Regions from separate parts of the Homo sapiens genome. Here region 2 is linked to region 1. Evidence: chromatin loops called from intact Hi-C (ENCODE). Cell type or tissue: OCI-LY7. All regions are shown on one strand.

Evidence for each region. Hi-C counts contacts between places; a loop is a spot of excess contacts. Peaks named below come from ENCODE experiments on the same cell type or tissue, not always from the same donor. Only the 100,000 strongest peaks of a DNase experiment are listed, where the experiment ranks them.
Region 2: a loop joins it to region 1, with 4 times the contacts of the local background. A loop is called at or near these places in 1 of 110 quality-filtered maps.

Annotation. Positions count from the first base shown.
Region 1 is chr2:39,918,754-39,922,753 of GRCh38, forward strand. The region is part of intron 1 of SLC8A1-AS1 (SLC8A1 antisense RNA 1); the gene reads left to right. Among named protein-coding and RNA genes, the nearest start is that of SLC8A1-AS1, 3.1 kb to the left of the region's middle. RefSeq lists an enhancer at 1,748-2,407. In OCI-LY7, CTCF peaks have their summits at 1,672 and 3,285 (motif pointing left); DNase peaks (open chromatin) are centred at 1,278, 1,658, 1,948 and 3,228; H3K4me3 peaks cover 2,653 bases; H3K27ac peaks cover 3,721 bases.
Region 2 is chr2:40,176,762-40,180,761 of GRCh38, forward strand. It overlaps SLC8A1 (solute carrier family 8 member A1), which reads right to left. Exons shown (of 11, transcript NM_021097.5): 3 at 1,626-1,732. The region is part of intron 3 of SLC8A1-AS1 (SLC8A1 antisense RNA 1); the gene reads left to right. Among named protein-coding and RNA genes, the nearest start is that of SLC8A1-AS1, 260 kb to the left of the region's middle. In OCI-LY7, CTCF peaks have their summits at 1,675 and 1,876; DNase peaks (open chromatin) are centred at 1,630 and 2,420; H3K4me3 peaks cover 963 bases; H3K27ac peaks cover 2,439 bases.

The DNA.
Region 1 (4,000 bases):
TCCTTGAAGTGCATTGTTAGATGGCATATTTGAAATCTTTCTACTTTTTTGATGTAGGCATTTAGTGCTGTGTACTTCCATCTATATCCCATAGGTCTTGGTATACTGTATTTCAAGATATTTTTTGATTTGCTCAATTTCTTCATTGATCCAGTGGTCATACTGGAGCATGTTGTTTAATTTTCATGTATTTGCAGTTTCCAAAGTTTCTCTTGTTATTGCTTTTAGCTTTATTCCATTGTGGTCTGAAAAGATACTTGATGTGACTTCCATTTTTAAAAATTTGTTGAGGCTTGTTTTGTGGCCTAACATATGGTCTATCCTGGAGAATGTTCCATGTGTTGGTAAGAAGAATGTGTATTCTGCAGCTGTTGGATGAAATGTTCTATAAATGTCTGTTAGGTCATTGAATTATTCATTTCCAGAATTTCTGTTTGATTATTTTTTATGATATCTCTTTGGTAAATTTCTCATTCATATCCTAAACTGTTTTTCTGATTTCTTTGTATTATTTACCTGTGTTCTCTTGTATCTCATTGAGCTTCTTTAATTATCTTGAATTATTTTTCCAGGATTTTTGTAAGTTTTTTTCATTGTAATCTGTTGCTAGATAATTATTGTATTTCTTTGGAGGTGTCATATTTTCTTATGATTTTTGTGTCCTCACATTGATATCTGGTGCATCTGGAGTAACAGCGGCTTCTTCTAATTTTTTGGATTTGCTTTCTTGGGAGGACTTCTCCTGAAGATGTATCTATGGTGTTGGTTGGTTAGGGCACTTTGGCTTTGATTCTGGGTGCATGCAATGGTCTAGTCTCTGTATAATTTCTTTGCTTGTAAACAGTGTCAGTGGTGTCTGATTTCCTTAGTGGTTTAGGGTGCAGTCATTAGTAGAGGCTGTGGTGAAGATTTGCTGGGGATGAAGACACCAGCTGTGTCAGTCCTCATCTGCAGTGATGACAGTAGTAGGTGGAACATGCCTGTCCTTGGGCAACAGGGCAGTGCACGTGCCAGCACCAAGTGGTTCCAGGTAGGCTGATTCTTGGGCCTCCAGATGGCTTACTCAGGTGAAGACAGCAGCAGCAGCAGCAAGGGGCCAGGCAGGCTGGTGGGCCCTTGGGACCCTGGACAGCAGGCATGGTATGAGTGATGGCAGTAGTAGTGGCAGGAAAACCCTCTGCCTCCCCAGCTGTCTGTACTGGTGTTGGTGGGGGCTGTGATGTGCTGGGTGGGCCAGTCCCCAGGCCCACAGGTGGTGCATACAGGTGGGTTCCAGCTGTGATGATAGCCGCAGGCTGGGTGGGTCTATCCTTAGGCCCTTGTTAAGAGTACTCAGGTGCCAACAGTAGTGGATGGGGTGGGGCAATCCCCAGTCCACTGAACAGCATGCTTGAGCACTAGGGGGCATGGAGCCAGGCTGGATGGGTCTGTCTTTGGGGCTCCCAGTGGCGCATATGGGCAAGGGCTGTGGCGGGCAGAGCTGGGTGATCGCCAACCCCCCAGTGTAGTGCTCAGGTGATAGTGGCAGTGGTGGATGGGGAAGCCTGTCCCAGTGTGCATGCAAGTGGCTGCAGCCCTGCTGATGGGAAAGTGAGGTTGCTGTCAGTGGCAGCAGCTGTAGGCAGGCAGTTGAGGAGCTTGTGTTTTGGCCACAGGTGGGGCTGTGGGTGTGGGAGCTTGTCCTCAGTTCATATGTAAACGCACAGCAGCACCATTGCTGGGGCTGGCAGGGTTGTTGCCCACGGCTTGCTTTTCAGCCCAGTGGCAGCAGCCAGCAACGGTGGTGGCTGTAGGTAAGAATCTGTCCTCAGGGTGTGTGCAAATGTGTGTCAGCCCCACTGCCAGGAGTGATGGATTGCTGCCTGTGGCTCATGCTTCAGGCCTGATGGCAGCAGCTAGTAAGGCTGCGGGTGGAGGATGTCAGGGGGCCCCAAAGATGTGGAGATGCAAGGGCTGTTGAGCCCCGGGGCAGGATGCAGGTGGGTGGGGGTTGGGCTCTCAAAATAGTATTCTGCTTAAGCTCCTTAGGTCTGGGGCAGGTGTGGGATCCAGCCTCAGCTTTGTTTCTGGAGAAAAACTTTGTGCTGTCTCCTTGGAGCTCCCTAAGTTAATCTCAGGGCCTGGAAGGTCAAGGGCTCTCCTGTCACTGAGATCGCAGGAGTCTGTGGTGGGAATGTGGACCTTTTGGGGATCTTTCACTTACCTTTCCCTGCACTGGGCAGCCTCTCTGGGCTCCTCTCTCCTTCCTTATTTTAGGTGTTTGCTGTCACTTCTCTATTAAATTCCAGTGCCCTCTCTTAGATGATCCATTTAAAGTGTGAATATCTACTCATTTTGGTTTTTTATGGAGGAGGTGAGATGTCTCTAGTAATCCATCTTGAAGCCCCTCCCTTTACATTGTATTTCCTAACGTCCAAGGGTCTCTGTTTCCTTTTTGTTTAGAGAACTTCCTTTTGCTATTATTTTAGAGTATATCTGCTGGTATAAACAACAAAACTCCTTTACTTGTTTTCATCTGAGAGTATGTTGATTTTTTCCCCTTCATTCTTAAAGAATCTTTTTTCTGGGTATGGAATTCTGGGTTAAATTCTTTTCTTTCATCACTTACTTTTAGCCTCCATGGTTTCTGATGAAAAATCTGCTGTCATTGACATTTCCTTTTTCCTAGAATTAAGGTGTTATTTTTCTCTTGCTGCTTTCAAGATTTTTTTGTCTCTAACTTCAGAAATTTAAGTGTGATGTGTCTTGGTATTGGACTCTTGGATTTAAGTTGCAATTTACTTAGTTTTTTGAATTGGTAAATTTTAATCTTTTCTTAAATTGGTGGAGTTATGGGCTATTGCTTCAACTTCACAAGTATTTGTTGGGCACTCCTTATGTTTGACACTGTACTAGACTACGGATGATGATGAAAATTTAAAATCATGGGTTGAGATATTAAGAACTGACATGCACTTTCCACAAGAAGAAAAGGTGAAATAATGCAGGGAACATTGGGCTGTCAGTGGGAGAGCAGAGATCTACTTCTCTTGGCTCTTCTCCTACCTCTGTGACATTGGGTAAACAAATGAATCTCTCAGGATTACGCTCTGTAATATGAGGGAGTTGGATTAAGTACTCAGTTTAGCTCTACATGACTTCAGAGGAAGAAAGAGGTAAGTTTGGTTTGGTCTGGTCTGGGAAGGCTTTATAGAAGAGGCTGAATTGAAGACAGGCCTCACATGACTGTTAATTGATACTCTCTTCTTCCACCTTCAGGACACTTTAAGATAGACAAATCTGAATGAAAACACCCCAGAAGGGAGAATTATTGGCTCAGGACTAGGCTGGCACTGCTGGTAGCCAATCTTTTTTGCATGTTTGCCGGGCCTGCTGCTTGTCCACTCATTGCACCCCCACATACCCTGCCCCCTCATGCTCTTCTCCTGTCTTTTTCCAGAATGGCTTCTTCCATCTTTCCTACTTCTTCACATTCTGAAAATTCTGCAATACTTATCTTAGGGCCTTCTTCTATTACCCTGTTCTGTTTTAACTTTCTAATTATATTTCAAGCTTCTGGAGGGCACAGACCATATCTTCTACTTACTGAAGTCCTAGAAGGGACTTAAAAGATCCCTGAGAGAAGTGCTCCCCTAGCTGATTATTGGTATCACCTGGGAGCTTTTTAAGGCTCCATCTTAACATAATCAAATTTTGCTTGTGTTTGGGGGTAGGGGAAGAGTGGGTCAAGGGTGTGTGAGAATAAGCTATATTTTAGTTTTTTTTTTGTTCTTTAACACTTACTGTGCAAAACTAATATGGTACCCCCTTATATGTTTGGATTGGCATCTATTGTATACATCTTCCTTGTTCTTCATTCAACATAGGACTCTATGGTTTCTACCACTTCCCACGAACCTGAATTAAATTCTGAAAAGAGGGATAATGTATTCTGAGAACGGACAGCAAGCCCAGCTCAGTGTCATGACATTCTTCTGTAGAACTTTCCTGCTTACATTTT
Region 2 (4,000 bases), 260 kb after region 1:
GCCCATCTCATTATATCATACTGCTCTCACCAATTGTTTGTATGCAACTAATAAGAGCTATTAATATGTGGTCTGCTCATTTTACACAATAAGTAAATCACCAGAATTCCTTTTAAAATGGCCACCATTAGAGGATAATTATATGAAGCCCTATGAACAATTCAGAATAAAAAATCCTCTGTAAAGCTGATACAAGATTGCTGTCTTTCCTATGAAATATATGCCATATATTAATAATCAGCAAAATCGGCATAATCTAGTTATAAAGGACACTACTTTTATTTTTTCTTTTTTTTATATGTGTTAATAATTTACTAATTCTGTAATTATCAAGAGATTTTGGAGCATAAAGCTAGGTAGGCTTTGGTTTCATAGATATGGTGCCTTTTAAATGTTGTATTTGATGATATAAAAATATGCTAAAATGAGCACTAGAATATTGAAAATACTACTCTTTAAGGATCTTTGTTCTTATTAAATATTTTTAAACTGTGTTCTCCAAAGAAGCCTAATTATTTGAATTCTGAAGTTTCCTGTTAGTTGCCATTAGGGTCATCTACTAATACTAATAGGTATTAAGCAGTTTCTTTTTTCCAGCTTTATTGAGGTATGATTGATGAGGTATTAAGTCGTCTTTATCACTAAAATTTTAGGGAAGATTTAATAATTGGAGTGACATTTTAGAATAAACCGTGAGTAGTGAAAAACTAAACACATTCTTTTATGTAATCATTTCTGAATTACAGAAATCCCTTTCAGTGTTATTAAATCTGGTTGCAATCAAGGTTAGTTGGCATTTCCTGAAGAAAGTGGGCGTTGCCTGTTGCACTTGTGAATTAGGGAAGGGAAATGAAATTGCTAAAGCTTCAAAGGCAATGAAGTATAGTACTTGGAAGCCGAGGAAGAGGAGAGAGTTAAGTGTGAGAGTAGGGAGACACGGAGAGAGAAGAGTACAATTTCTCGCTGGTATGTCTTTGTTTACTCTCACACCTTTCATTCCTCTTCTTATCCATTTTGGTTCCTCAAGCACAAGGGAGAAACTGCACTCTTTCTCATATTCCTCACGGTCAAATATTCTAATGGTAATGATCTTCCTGTGGGAACACAAGACAAAGGCAAAACAAATGGTTGGAGTCACACGCTCATGCTCTTGGTGTCCACCAAGCTGAATGTTACTGTGATGTTATGGAGGGAGAACTGGCAGCACATGGGCCTCCTGAAGTATGTAAAAGGGCATCTTGGGTACTCTTGGCTGGCCCCCATTAAGTTTTCTTTGCTAATTTATCACTTTCACGAATTATTCCCGCTTCAGTTAGCAGTCAGTAGGTACCCCATTTTGGGGTATTTTGGCATGGCATTGCATGGCATCTGCAGCAACTTTCCCAGAAATGGATGCTTGATTGACTGCCCTGAAAATTAATCTCTCAGACGTTAATGTGCAGCGCACCTAACGCTGGCTGATGTAGCTACAGGCCTGCCTACTGTGGCTCAGCATGAGATCTGTGCCCTGTTACATAGGTGGAGGGATGTGTGCATTGTAAGTCATGTTCTGAAGAGTGCAGGCATCCAGGGGTGGCACAGGCCAGCAGAAGCTGTTGGGCTCAGCCCTGGAGCAGCTCCCCCACCTTTCTTCTCACTCATCTCCACCAGGCGGGGCTCTCCAATCTCAAGGAAGAAGGTCTTGTTTTTCTCATACTCCTCATCATCAATTACCTTGACTGATATTGTTTTGCTGAAACAGAGAATAGAAATTGACGAACAAGGGGAAGAGGAAAGAGAAGAGAAGGAACATAGAGAAGAGGAAAGCAAGGTTAACCAGCTGCACTTTCAGACAAACAGTAATCGAGAAACTTCTGTACTGTGAGTTTTTTCTTCAAGAATGGGTATCAGATAGGTATGAAAGATCAGAGATTTCACCCAATGCATAGCTCCCCTGAGCAGGGCCACAGAATTATTTTAGGCAAAATATAGCATTCAGTATTAATAGGTTTGTCATCATCATAAGGAGGAAAAGCAGAAAAACACAGATCACAATAATAAGAAAAGAAAAACACATTAATTTAGTAAATGCCTTAACCATTGGATTGTCTAAGCTATGCCCTGGAACTCACTCCTTTAGAACAAGTCAAAAAATCCCATCAAGATATTAATAGAAGTTATCTCTGAGCAATTGGCTTACAGGTCATTTTTTTTCCTTCACTGTGCTTTATTATAGTTCCAAATATAGTATTTTTATCATAAATTGTTATTAAAATAATAAATGAATAAAAATATCACAAAGAAAATATAGTCAAGTTATTTCACCCCACCCAATGTCTTAGAATCAAACTCTTATTCAGGTTAGTCAGATTCTCCAGCTAGACCACAGCAGGAAGTTGTTCACGTTTTGTTTGTCTTTCTAAAGATGGAAGCTGTGGCCTCACAACAGCTGTTGTGAAAGTGGGGTGGCAGCAGGTGCGAGTCATGATGTTGTAGTTATTTTCATTCTTCCAAAGTTGAGTTTTAACTTTCTATGAAACATGCCATTTACACTACTTTCAAACATCACCGATACACCAAGGTGTTTTGATTAGAATTCTTCCTGTAATCCAACCTTTAACAGTTCTTGCCTTATGGCGCTATGGCTATGAGTGACTGACAGGCAGGTAGGACAAATGCAAATATTATGCAAATCTCAACTTTCCATAAGCATTCTTGATGACTCTGAAAATAAACCAACCTAATGTTACCTTATAATTAATAAGGGCTTAAACAATTCATATACTACAACTAACTTATTAGAAGCCTCTTAAACCCTGATTTGTCTTGAAAAAATGTTTCCAGTAACATTGGCCAAGTACAATTCTGATCAATGTTTTTGAAACAATGAGTGTTTGTAGACAACGGAATTTTAACAGCATGGCCATTCTTTAATTTTGGTGGAGTTTTTTAGGTCTTCTGGAAGGAAATTGGCTTATGATCTTGTTTTTATTTTATTTATCTGAGCCATTAAGTTTCATTAGATCTATGCATACTAAAGAATATCAGTCTTCTTTCCTAATATGAAGGAGTCATAGGTAGAAGATGCTTTTAATTCTCTGAATTTCCCAGCGCCTAATGCCAAATGCTTAAGTCTTGCTTTTTGGCTTAGCATTGTAGACCTGAGACCAAATGATTGGTTCTGGTTCCCTGAAACCCAATAACGTACTCTCTGTTCCTCAGCTAAAGAACATTCTTGAATGATACTCACATTCCAATTTCTCACTCCTAAAAAGCTGCAGCTCATGAAACTCCTTTCTATCTCATTTCTGTCCTCAAATACTGAAATATGAACACACTAGATGAACAGCTATAAGTGACTAAAGCCACAATCATCTTTTAAAGAGTGGTTAGATATTTACAAAACTACCAACAGTATGATAATGTCCAGTTACATGTATACTGTAAACAGCTCCTTCCTGACTTTTAGAATTATTTTTTAAATTTGCATCTTTAGTATAAAAAATTATTCTGCTGTGACTAAACTAGAATATTTAATTTTTCCCTAATATCCAAAAATTATAAAATATTAGAGAAGGCACAGGAGGATGGATGTAAGGAATGATTGATTATTTGATAATTAGAACTGAATTTGATGTTGTAAAATAGATCAAATTTGCTCTACACAAAACTGCCAAATGTCTGTCCTCTTTGTCAACAAAACTTACGCATTTTGGGTATTAATTTCCATCTCACAGTCTTGCAATCTTAAACTTTAGTGGTACATTTCTACAAAAACAAACAGCATGGTGAGACCAAGGGTAGGAAAGTGTTGATGGACAATAATAGGGCCACGCTACTGTTCTCTGCACTTGATGGCCCAACATCCATTATCAAGATGCTTCATTGTAGGGTACATCAAACTGAAACCCCTCATTGTGAGAGTCACGTTGCAATATTCTTGTTAGCATTACTTAAAAACATCTGACGTTATATTTCTCCATCTTGTATTTGCAACCCACCCTGCATCTCATCACATATT